2 separate regions of the Homo sapiens genome follow, and region 1 is linked to region 2. Evidence: chromatin contacts called from ENCODE Hi-C or POLR2A ChIA-PET data. All regions are on one chromosome and are shown on one strand. The core of a region is the stretch at or near the end of the contact, and the rest is flanking DNA. Distances in the headings are between cores, read along the strand shown. Region 1 holds the start of LINC02685 (long intergenic non-protein coding RNA 2685). Region 2 overlaps TSPAN18 (tetraspanin 18).

The links. A loop is a pair of places that touch in the nucleus more often than their neighbours do. ChIA-PET counts read pairs that join two places held with the same protein, here RNA polymerase II (POLR2A).
Region 1: a loop to region 2 is called in a map of posterior vena cava, with 4 times the contacts of the local background. The contact joins the promoter of LINC02685 here to the enhancer-like site in region 2. A Hi-C loop is called at or near these places in 2 of 168 maps with a recorded cell type or tissue (GM23248 and posterior vena cava). POLR2A ChIA-PET finds 5 or more read pairs at or near these places in 1 of 52 experiments (WTC11).

What each region holds. Positions count from the first base shown.
Region 1 is chr11:44,970,640-44,975,906 of GRCh38, reverse strand. LINC02685 (long intergenic non-protein coding RNA 2685) reads right to left here and starts at 2,005. Exons shown (of 4, transcript NR_026681.1): 1 at 1,500-2,005; 2 at 1,014-1,111. It overlaps LOC105376649 (a long non-coding RNA gene), which reads left to right and starts at 1,507. Exons shown (of 2, transcript XR_931236.3): 1 at 1,507-2,335; 2 at 2,555-3,138. RefSeq lists an enhancer at 786-1,431.
Region 2 is chr11:44,908,299-44,913,403 of GRCh38, reverse strand. It overlaps TSPAN18 (tetraspanin 18), which reads right to left. Exons shown (of 10, transcript NM_130783.5): 5 at 3,505-3,699. Among named protein-coding and RNA genes, the nearest start is that of TP53I11, 40 kb to the left of the region's middle. RefSeq lists an enhancer at 1,541-2,397. Within about 2 kb of position 1,908, at least 4 of the 41 ENCODE cell types and tissues checked have a DNase peak (open chromatin) inside an H3K27ac peak, as active enhancers do.

The DNA of each region.
Region 1 (5,267 bases), core at 756-3,255, 62 kb before region 2:
CTCCTGACCTCGTGATCTACCCACCTTGGCCTCCCAAAATGCTTGGATTACAGGCATGAACCACCGCGCCCGGCAGGTCATTTTACTTCTGTCTCAATTTTTTCATCCCTAAAATGGGACTAGTGATCACTCTGTGCTGGGCTTGGGGTGAGAGTTCATTAGAATAATGGGTGTGAAATGTCTGACACAGATCCTAACACAGAGCAGGGCATAGGCTCTTGGTGGCTCTCCTTTCTAGAAGAGACCTACAGAACGGGGTCGGGACTGGTGGTACCTAGACACATCCACTGAGTCAGCAAAAGCAAGGTGTAAGAACACCACCAGCCTTGAGGGGCCTGGGCAGAGCAACACATGTGTGGTGAGGGCAGCCAGAGATGCAGAGCATGGATGCAGGGCCTCTGACGTGGGAGGTGGCATCTGGGGTCCAGATGCAGGATTGGGAAGAAAGGGGTGAACACTTACGGGGCCATCTAATCCTCACAATGACCCTGAGAAAACAAGAGTCTCAGAGAGGGGACGTGACTTGCCCAAGGCCACGTCTCTAGAAAGGGGTGGCAATGAGGTTTGCCTCCCAGACGCCTCTGTGTTTCCTGTCTCCCTACACTGCCCATCAGCAGGATGAAGGGCCCAGCTATGAGGTCAAGCTGTAGGTTGGGAGTAACTGTTTCTTAAGAAAGTCCAGGCGGGACGCGGTGGCTCACGCCTGTAATCCCAGCACTTTTGGAGGCCGAGGCGGGCAGATCACTTGAGGTCAGGAGTTTGACACCAGCCTGGCCAACATGGTGAAACCCCATCTCTACTAAAAATACAAAATTAGCATGGTGTGGTGGTGGGCGCCTGTAATCCTAGCTACTCGGGAGGCTGAGGCAGGAGAATAGCTCGAACCTGGGAGACGGAGATTGCAGGGAGCCGAGATTGCACCACTGCACTCCAGCCTGGGTGACAAGAGTGAAACTCTGTCTCAAAAAACAAAAAACAAATGAAAAAATTAGCCAGATATAGTGGACACGCACCTGTAGTCTTAGCAACTAGGGAGGCTGAGGCAGGAGAATCACTTGAACCTGGGAGGCGGAGCTTGCAATGAGCCGAGATTGTGCAATTGCACTCCAGCCTGGGCAACAGAGCAAGACTCTGTCTCAAAAAAATAAAAGTCCAGCAAAAGAAAGGCGACAGTCCCTCCTGCAAAAGTGTCCCAACTAGGCAGGTAGTACAGTGGGGCCTCGAGCCGGGGAATGCAGAAGGGCTTGGCTGAGGACAGCAGCAGGCGGGCAGGCAGGCAGGGGTGAACCGGAGGCACGGGTGGCTGGAGGCTGCCTGGAGTCTGGCTCAGCCCTGGGGAAGGGGGTGGTCAGTGCCTCGCCAGAGCATGGAGGGAGGATACCCTGCGATCCAGAGAAGGGCATAGGGTGCTTCCCCCCACCTCTGCCAATCCCCCCAGAAGATTTTCCCCATACACAGTAAAAGGAAAGGCTCTCAAAGCAACCCACTGGGGGACTCACAGCAGGGGTGACAAGAGCGCTTTCTAGGGCAGTTGTGTGCTGTCTTCAGAGGCAGGAAGCCACTTCCTGTGGTCTCAATGGTGCCCTGTGAAAAACCAGGCCCTGGCCCAGCAGCCAAGAGGGCCGGGATAGGTTCACCCAGACCCATTGTCCTATGAGCAGATTTGTTTTTTCCAGAGCAACTCTTCACAGCTTCTCCCCTTCCCTTGGTGACAATGACAGCCAGCAATGGCTAGACAGCCTACTCCCAGCCTGGCCTGAGTCCGGTGGCCCCAGCGTGAGATCACCACAGTGAGGTCTGACCTCAGCATCGCCATGGGGATGCTCGGATGCCACGCTGCCTGTAAAGCACCTTTTTCCCCCAGGAGAGTGGGAGGGGACCATGGCTGATGCTGACTATGTATGATGTGGCCTGCTCCTGGCTGCTGGGGCTGTTTGTCCCCAAACATATGTTGTCAGATCTCAGCTGAATGGGGTGGGCCAGGGGGACTCACTCAGGACCTATGGGCTCTATTGCGTGTCTATGTGTTTGGGGTGTGGCGAGAGGTGTTTATTAGACCTCACGGGGAGCCTCATTTTCTTGCCTCCCTGGGCTCGCCTGGGCTGCTGTTCACTGTGCTCCTAATGGGCCTCGGACTGACATTCACAGCAACCTGGTCTCCATAGCAACCAGCTGTGACATCACAAGGAACCCACGGACCCTGTAGCTGGAGCAGAGGAAGCTTGAATGCCTGTTTGGGGAAGAAAGCCTTTGCTGCCCATCCTTAGGCCTCTCCTGTGATAGGGGAAGAGGACATAGAAACGCTGAGAGAGCCAGGGCCTCCGCTTCTCTGGAGGTTTGAGCGGGATCTACTCAAAATCCTTCCCTCCCTTTCTTTGTCCCCTTTCTCCTCATCCCTCAAAAAATATGTATCTTAGTTTCCTCAACTGTAAAATGGGGATATTAGAAGCCCCTCTTAATTGAGTATTTATTATGTGCCAGGCACTATTACAAGCATCTTGCATGAATTTTCTCATTTACTTCATAACAACCCTATAAAGTACTTTCTTCTTAGTATTCCCCCTTCTGTAAGTGGAAGGAAAGGAAGCACAGCAGAAGGATTGGAATCAAGACAGCCTGGCTCCAGAGCCTGTTTTCATAACTACGAGAGAATGCACCAGATTCCTTCTGAACGCCGCCTGCCGCGTGCACGGCTACAACTCTATTTCCAGCCATGCTGTGGCAAGCAGTTCCGGGCGGGCTTCAGCTCCCTTTGCACCACCAGCACCTCGCCTCCTGTCAGCATGAGGCAGTTTTCATTTTCTGCCCAGGGGCTTCCGCAGCGCCCCAACACAAGGTTGGCAGAAGCGGGCTCAGCCGGAGGACTTGTGGAGGGAAGTTGCTTCCACTGAGCCAGCCTCAATCTGGGGTGCACAGGCGCCACCAGGTGAATGCTTCTGCCAGGCCGTCATCTGACCCATAAGGTCCCTCTGTGCACTGCTTGGAAGGTCCTGGCAGGGCTGAGCCCCAGCCACCCACGGCAGTGACCTAATAATGCACCGTTATCTTGGCTCTTCTGCTCTCTCTTGTTTCCCACTCCTGTTCGTCCCTCATTTCTGGTCCCTAGAATGACTTCCAAAATAAACTCCCTGTACACAAGCCTTGGCATCGGGTTCTACTTTGGGGGGATCTTAAGCTAAGAGAGTCGCAGCCCTGAGAACGCCACTACAGGAGGGCATTCTGGAGCTGGGTCACTTGGTGATGTGCAATGAGGGCCCTGTTGTCGTGGGACGTGTGATGGTGGCCACCCTGGTATTACGGTGATTAAGACTGTCCCTGTGCTGGGCTGGGAAGAGGTACAGGTGTTGGTGGGGTGGGGGATCAGATGAAAGCACTAGCATCTAAACAATCCAGGGGCGATGGGCCTTACAGGGATGGTGAGGCTGGCTGGCGGCTAACTGCTCTGGAAGCCTTAAAGGAAGAAAACAGCAGGCTCAGGTTGATCCACTGTTAACTCAGGCCATGCAGTGAAGAACAAAATCCCCATAGTGCTGTTGTAAGACACTCTCTCCTTCTGCAGCCAAAGGGTATCCTGTACTGAATATCAGGCTCGGCATGGAATTGGGGGCAGGAGGGTCACAGGGTTGTGAAGGAGAAGGAGGGCATAGCTTGGCCAGATCTCAGCCAAAGCCAAGAACCCTGCTGGGCAGAGAGTGGGATGCTGAGACCTCAGGTGGGGATAATTGGGCAGATGATTCTGAGAATCTTGGGGGCCCAGACTCCCCTGGAACTTTGAGCACTGAACCCCCATAACTCAGCAAAGCACTCCTTGGCCAGTTGGGCCAGGCCAAGGCTGGGCTTCCTCTAGGGAAAGCTACCATGTCCCCCCATCCCCACCCCATCTCCTGCTTGGCTCAGTCCCCCACTGAGAAACCCCAGTCAGTAATGGGTATTGTCCAAGCAGAATACGAAGTCCCGCGCTTAATTCACATCCAGTGAGATTGGGATTAATTCAGTCTTGAGCAGAAATACAACTTGGGCAACTGGAGAGTAGACCTGGGCTTGGGTTCAGCTAGACCTGGGGACTCCTCCCATTCAGGGCCCAGGCAGAATGCCACCGTGTTGATTTCATGACTTGTTGGGATGCTTAAGGAAGTTCATGGATCCAAAATGCAGTATCGGTGACTGAACAGGTATTTACTGTACACCAGGCACTGTTCAATACAAGACAACAGCTGTAAAACAGCTCTTGTCTGTTTTCGAAGCACTCACATGAGGTAGTGAAGATAAAAGCATCTAAACAGACCATGCTACCAGTAGTAAAGCTGCTTTTGAGATGTGACTAAGTGCCTGGCTTTGTGCTGAACTCGCCGATACACAGTATCATAATATTCTTAAAATGACCCTACAAGGGAGAGATTTTCACCCCCATTTTACCAACGAGAATGGGCAATAGAGCTGGGATTTGAACCCAGCCTTATCTCGCTCTTCCCTCTGCACACAGCCTGCTTATCTTGAGAGAGCGTGACAGCCTCAGCGGAATGGTGTCCAAGACGCAGGGAAGAGAAAGATAGATCCGGCCTGGTGGGACGGTCCAGCAAGGCTTCCCAGAGGGGTGATAAGGCAATTTGTGTATTTCAAAAGCTGAATAAATGTGAACCACGTTGGGTTATGATTAAGCACCTACAGTGAGGGCTCCATCTTGGGATCAAGTTTTTAGAAATTGTTCTAATCAAAGCAAGCACAAGCTCCAGCCACTGCATAATACTTAAAGGTGGCTCCCCAGGTCACAGAGCCCACTTCTTCCCCCAGAACCTTGAGAGACCACCGCTGCTGTGCTCAGCCCTTTCTCTCTCTCAGCCTTTCTGACAAATGAGCCCTGTGGGGTGGGGGGTTTCTCATCAGGGTGTTTTCTTGGACTGGAGGGAGGTAGGGCTGTACTGATTGGACTCTGGAATTTTGAATCAGAGGAAGTCACTCAAGCTGGGTTCAGCAAAAAAGGAGGACTTATTTATGAGGCCCAGGGGTGTCTTCGGCAGGAAGGGCCAGGTCTGAGGAGACTAAAGCATGGACTAAAGCACTTTCCTTCCACTCTGGTCACCTTTACTTGCTATTCCAAGTTAACTCAATTCAACAGATGCTAGGCTTTCACACTGCAGCCAACCTTTAGGTGGGTAAGAGGGCAGGCACCAGGTTCCAGTGCACCTCACTTCCGGCCGCACCCCCGGAACCCAGCATGCTACAGAGCAGTATGGCTACCTCCAGCATCCGTTGAATTGAATTGACTT
Region 2 (5,105 bases), core at 659-3,158:
AGTGCTGTAATACTGATCAACACGAGTATTTGGGAAATGGACCTTTAGATAGATAAATTGATCATTAGGTGGTCTGGTCATTAGACTGATTGTCCCCAGGTCCTGTAGGACTTCAGTCTCAGAGCAGAGGGAAGGGGACAGTCAGCCCCATCTCAAGGCCTCCTTGCTTTGTGAACCTTTGAGCCAGGTTTCCTGGGCTGACTAAAGTCACTCTTTTGGCCCCTCTCAAGACAAGCCTTCTCTCCTTTCTGACAGGCTGAGAAAGCAGTGAAAGGCTTCTAGAAGGATCCCAGAAGCTGCCAGGGGTGAGGCTCCATGCCCTCTTCGGTTGGAACCACCACACAGTTAGGTCCAGGTTCAGCCGGGAAGGGAGAAGTGGTTTTTCTTATTTTTTAGGGCATAAACCTTTTTGAAAACCTTCCAGAAACTTTGGTGCCTTTCTCTGGAAACACTCACAGAACCCCCCCAACCCCCATGCACACAACACACATGCACACACAACACACATGTGCACACACAGGCACATGTGCACATGCATATATATGTGCACCCACGCACACATGACACCCATGCACATGTAACGCCCATGCACGTATAACACCCATGCATGCATAACACCCATGCACATACAACACCCATGCACGTGTACATATGCACAAAGCAATGCACACATGTACACACAAACACACACGATAGAACACAACATACATGCACATACAACACACGTGCACATACACACTGTACCCATACACATGAGTATGCACACAATCCATGTATACACAATACACATACACAGGACCTGACATAACATAACATTTTGCATATAATTTTAGGTAAATTTTGGAGTCCATTCCAGGCTATCCAGAGCCTGTGGATAGCCCTGGTCTGGGAGCCAGAAGACCTTGATCCAAGCGTCCTTTGCCTCTGACCCACACTGTGACCTCAGGCTTGTGTGGGCGGGGCCCTAGAGAGGGGAGGGCAAGCAGGGGAAGTGGAGAGAGAGACAGGGAAACGGGGAGGGAGAGATCAGGACAGGGACAAGGAAAGGGCGTAGGAATAAAAACAGAGATCAAGAGAAAGACAAGGCCAAGTGTGTGGTGCCCGCCTGGAATCCCAACACTCTGAGAGGCCGAGGCGGTGGATCATTTGAGCCCAGGAGTTCAAGACCAGCCTGAGCAACATGGTAAAACCCTGTTTCTACAAAAAATACAAAAATTAGCTGGGCGTGACAGTACGTGCCTGTGTTCCCAGCTACTCGGGGGGCTGAGGTGGGAGGATCACTTGAGGCTAGGAGGTTGAGGCTGCAGTGAGCTGAGATCACACTGCTGCACACCAGCTTGGGCCACAGACTGAGACCCTGTCTCGAAAAAAAAAAGGACAGAGATGGGGAGGACAGAGGCAGAGAGGAAAGGGAGCTACACAGAGATAGGCAGAAAGAAGGGGGACAAAGGGAGAGAGGCGGGGGTGGGGAGGGGAAGGGGAAGGATCTGCCATCAGGCCTTGTCGAAGGGCCCCCAGCCTGGCAGCCAGGATCACCTCTCTCGGGAGGATCGTGGACACATCTCCTACCCCTGGGCCTCAGTCCTGCCTCGCATAGCACGGGAGGGAGGACGTCCTGGGGCGGCTGGCAGGTTTGCAGGCAGCCACTTACTGGAGGAGACTAGAGCCGCTCCAGCCTGCTCCCAGCCAAGAACACCAGCCTGGCTTCCTGTCTTGGCTTCAGAGCCGAGCCCATTAACAATGAATGAGTCCCTGGGGGCCGAGGTGAGGAGGGGGAAAGGGAGGCTGGGTCTGTTCTGGGACCCATATCCAAGCTCCTTTTAAAGTCCCCTCGGGCTCCCCAGCCAAGACTTCTGCGAGCACCGTGACAAGCTGTAGAGAATTGTCCACCAGGGGGCGCTCAAAGTTTTTCTTTGTTTCTCTTCAAATGAAGTCTGCAGTGTTTGCGCTGTTGAAGGACAAATAGGCCCAAGGCTCCTTGTCACTCATTTCGCAGCTGACTTCACTTCCTTTGGATGGGGAGCATCTCACCGGGACACAAATGGGGCCGTGCAGTGTGCTCTCGTCTGGGGAGGAGGTATGGTGCCAGGTCTCTCCTCCCAGCACTGCTGGTGCTGGCTTATCTACAGAACCTTGCAAGGGAGCCCCCCAGCCAACCAGCCCAGTTCTCCCTGTCATTTAACTCCGCCCACGAATTCGCCCATGAGGAGCATCCGCAAGCTTACCCAGACACACCCACGCTTCTCTAAACAGGGCTGTTTTTAACTTACCCTGTAGCGGGACTGGGCTCAGCCCAGAAGTTCTCCAAGTCCAGGACCTCTTAGAGAAGACCCATCCACCCAGCACAGGAAAGCAGGCGGAGGCCCCAAGCGCCACCACCCATGGGAATCCAGGAGACTCGAGAACGAGAAGACCCACTGCTTGTCTGGTTTGGCTGTGATCTATAGCTGAGCTGGTCGGCCCCCTCGTTTAACAAGAAGACATGGCTGCTCTGGGAGGTTGGGGAACTAGATGGGAGGCACACCCTTAGGGGATGGAGCAGGGAGTACCCTCAAACCAGGCCTGCCCACTGCCCAGCTCATCCGCACGGCTCGGCTGCCTCCCCTGTGCCTGTCTGTGAGGGAAGGGACCATCACTCCTGGTCCCCGACATATCTTCAGCACCCAGTGAACTACATGCGCATGATAGGAGTTCAAGGGCTACTTACTTGATGAATAAGAAACCTTCAGAGGCCATATCATACCGTTTCAGAATTGCATATCTACAAGGGGAAGGCCTCATCCACTAGGCATCTTAGCGATGTTACTAAGGAGTTATATATTAGAGTTTTTAATAGCAAGCAAGTGGAAAAACATCAAGGTCAATGTCAGTGCTCTCAGCTGACCATGCCTTGGAGAAACCTGGTTGTTCAGACCTGGATGCCAAGGCCCCCGCCATCTGGGCCAGCTCACCCACTGCAGGCACGGGCCCACTGCAAAAGCAGGCTCTGGAAGCTGGGGCCACCAAGGCAGATGGAAAAGGCTGGGGACCGCCCCACCCCTGGAGGTGGACCTATGTGGCACAAACCTTATTCTGAGTTTCCTGGCATGCGGACACAGACTAGGTGTGTGTTAAGCCAAGGGTCCTGGATTGACTGCAGGAAAGCAGCAAAATGAAGTGGGAGAGAGGAAGGGCTACCCCAGGGAGAAAACAGGTCCCAAAGGCATGGGAAGAGGCAGCCTGAGGCACTGCAGGGGCCCTGACCTAGCGTCTGTATCATCCCCTCTGCTGCCAACTCCATGGGACTCTGGGCAAGTTGCTGAATGTCTCAGGGTTTCAGGACCATTGACTACCAAATGAGTGGGGTCAGACGTGCTCATCTCCATGATCCCTTCTGCTTTGACAGCCCGCCCCAGTTTGGGAAGCACTGGTCTGAATGGAAGCCAGGCAGGGCCTGGGAGTCTGCAGCCAATCCCTGACACCCCTCAGAGCACCCATGGATGGGGTGGGGGCTGGGGTACTCACAAATAGCAGCAGACACTTGTTCTCACGGACGGCCCCGCAGCAGCCCAGGAAGCCGAGCAGAAAGAGCAGGCCCCCCATGGCCAGGAGGATGTAGGCGCCCGTGAGGAGCAGAGGATTGGCAGCCACGATCTCCCGGAAGCCGGTGGGGTCCACCATGACCCAGATGCCGATGGCCAGCAGGCAGGCCCCGCCCAGCTGCTCGGGCCAGTGGAGGAGTTGGGAGGAGAAACAGGCAGAAAGGGAGGTTAGGCACTTCTGACCCACCACTCCCCTGAGCCAGCCCCAGGGTCAGAGGCATCAAGCACTAGGTGAGCCAGGCAGGAATTCACCTGCGGCGAGAGCCAGTGAGTCCCAGCCGCACCTTGAATTGCTTTTAATTTTTCTAGCTGCCGTGACCTTAAGTGCAACACGCATCCTCTAAATCCAATTTCCGACCCAAGCCCCACCTCGGGCTGTATCACATAAAGGCTATTTGCCAATTTTATCTTCTCTTGAAATGTCAGACCTGTAGGATTAGGAGGTCATCTAGTCCAACCCTCTGATTCCATACAGAGGGAACCAACAACTTGCTGAAGGTCACACAGCAAGTTCATGGCAGAGTCAGAGTTTGGTCGCAGGCCCCCTGACTCCAGCCTCAACACCCTAAACAAAGGTCCATGAACATGCTCTGAGTCAGCCCTATGCTGTGTTTGCACCACCCATGCTAGGGGCTGGGAAGACACAGACCAAGTCATCGTCATTGTCCCCCATGGGACTCTCAGTGAGGTTCCAACTTGAGAGTGGGCTCCCCACTCTCAAATCCATAGCTCAAAAGATTTCTTATTTATGTCTCCATCAACATGGGCTCTCTATGCCTTATTTATCTTTGGAAAGAGGCAGCGTAGTCTAGAGAGAGAGCTGTGCCACTTATTAGTTGTGTGACCCTAGGCAAGTGTCAAAATCTGTCTGAGCCTTTTAGCTTCCTTGTGGTCAAAAGAAGACTCAAACACCTTCATCCTAAGGCAGCCCTAAGGAAGAAAGGATAGAAGGCGTTTAGCAGATTTCAATAAATATCTGCTCCATTTTTCTTTTTCTTTCTTTCTTTCTTTCTTTCTTTCTTTCTTTCTTTCTTTCTTTCTTTCTTTCTTTCTCCTTTCTCTCTCTCTCTCTCTCTCTTTCTTTCTTTTTTGAGACAGTCTTGCTCTGCTACCCAGGCTGGAGTGCAGTGGCGGGATCACATCTCACTGCAGCCTTGACCTCCTGGGCCCAAGTCATCCTCTACCTCAGCCTCCCAAGTAACTGGGACTACAGGCACATGCCACTACACCCGGCTAATTTTTGTATTTTTCTATAGAGACTGAATTTTGCCATGTTGCCCAGGCTGGTCTCAAACTCCTGGGCTCAAGTGATCCTCCTGCCTTGGCCTCCCAAAATGTTGGGATTACAGGTGTGAGCCACTGCGCCCAGCCTATTCCATTTTTCTTGGGCACAGATAAGTATTAGAAGCAGATCTGTTGTGGGAAGAACCAAAGTTTGGCACCATGGGATTTGCGGGCTGTAAAGTATTTGAAATCCCTTTGTGTGGTGGGAGGACCGGAGGCCCAAGAGGCCTGTGTGAGGGT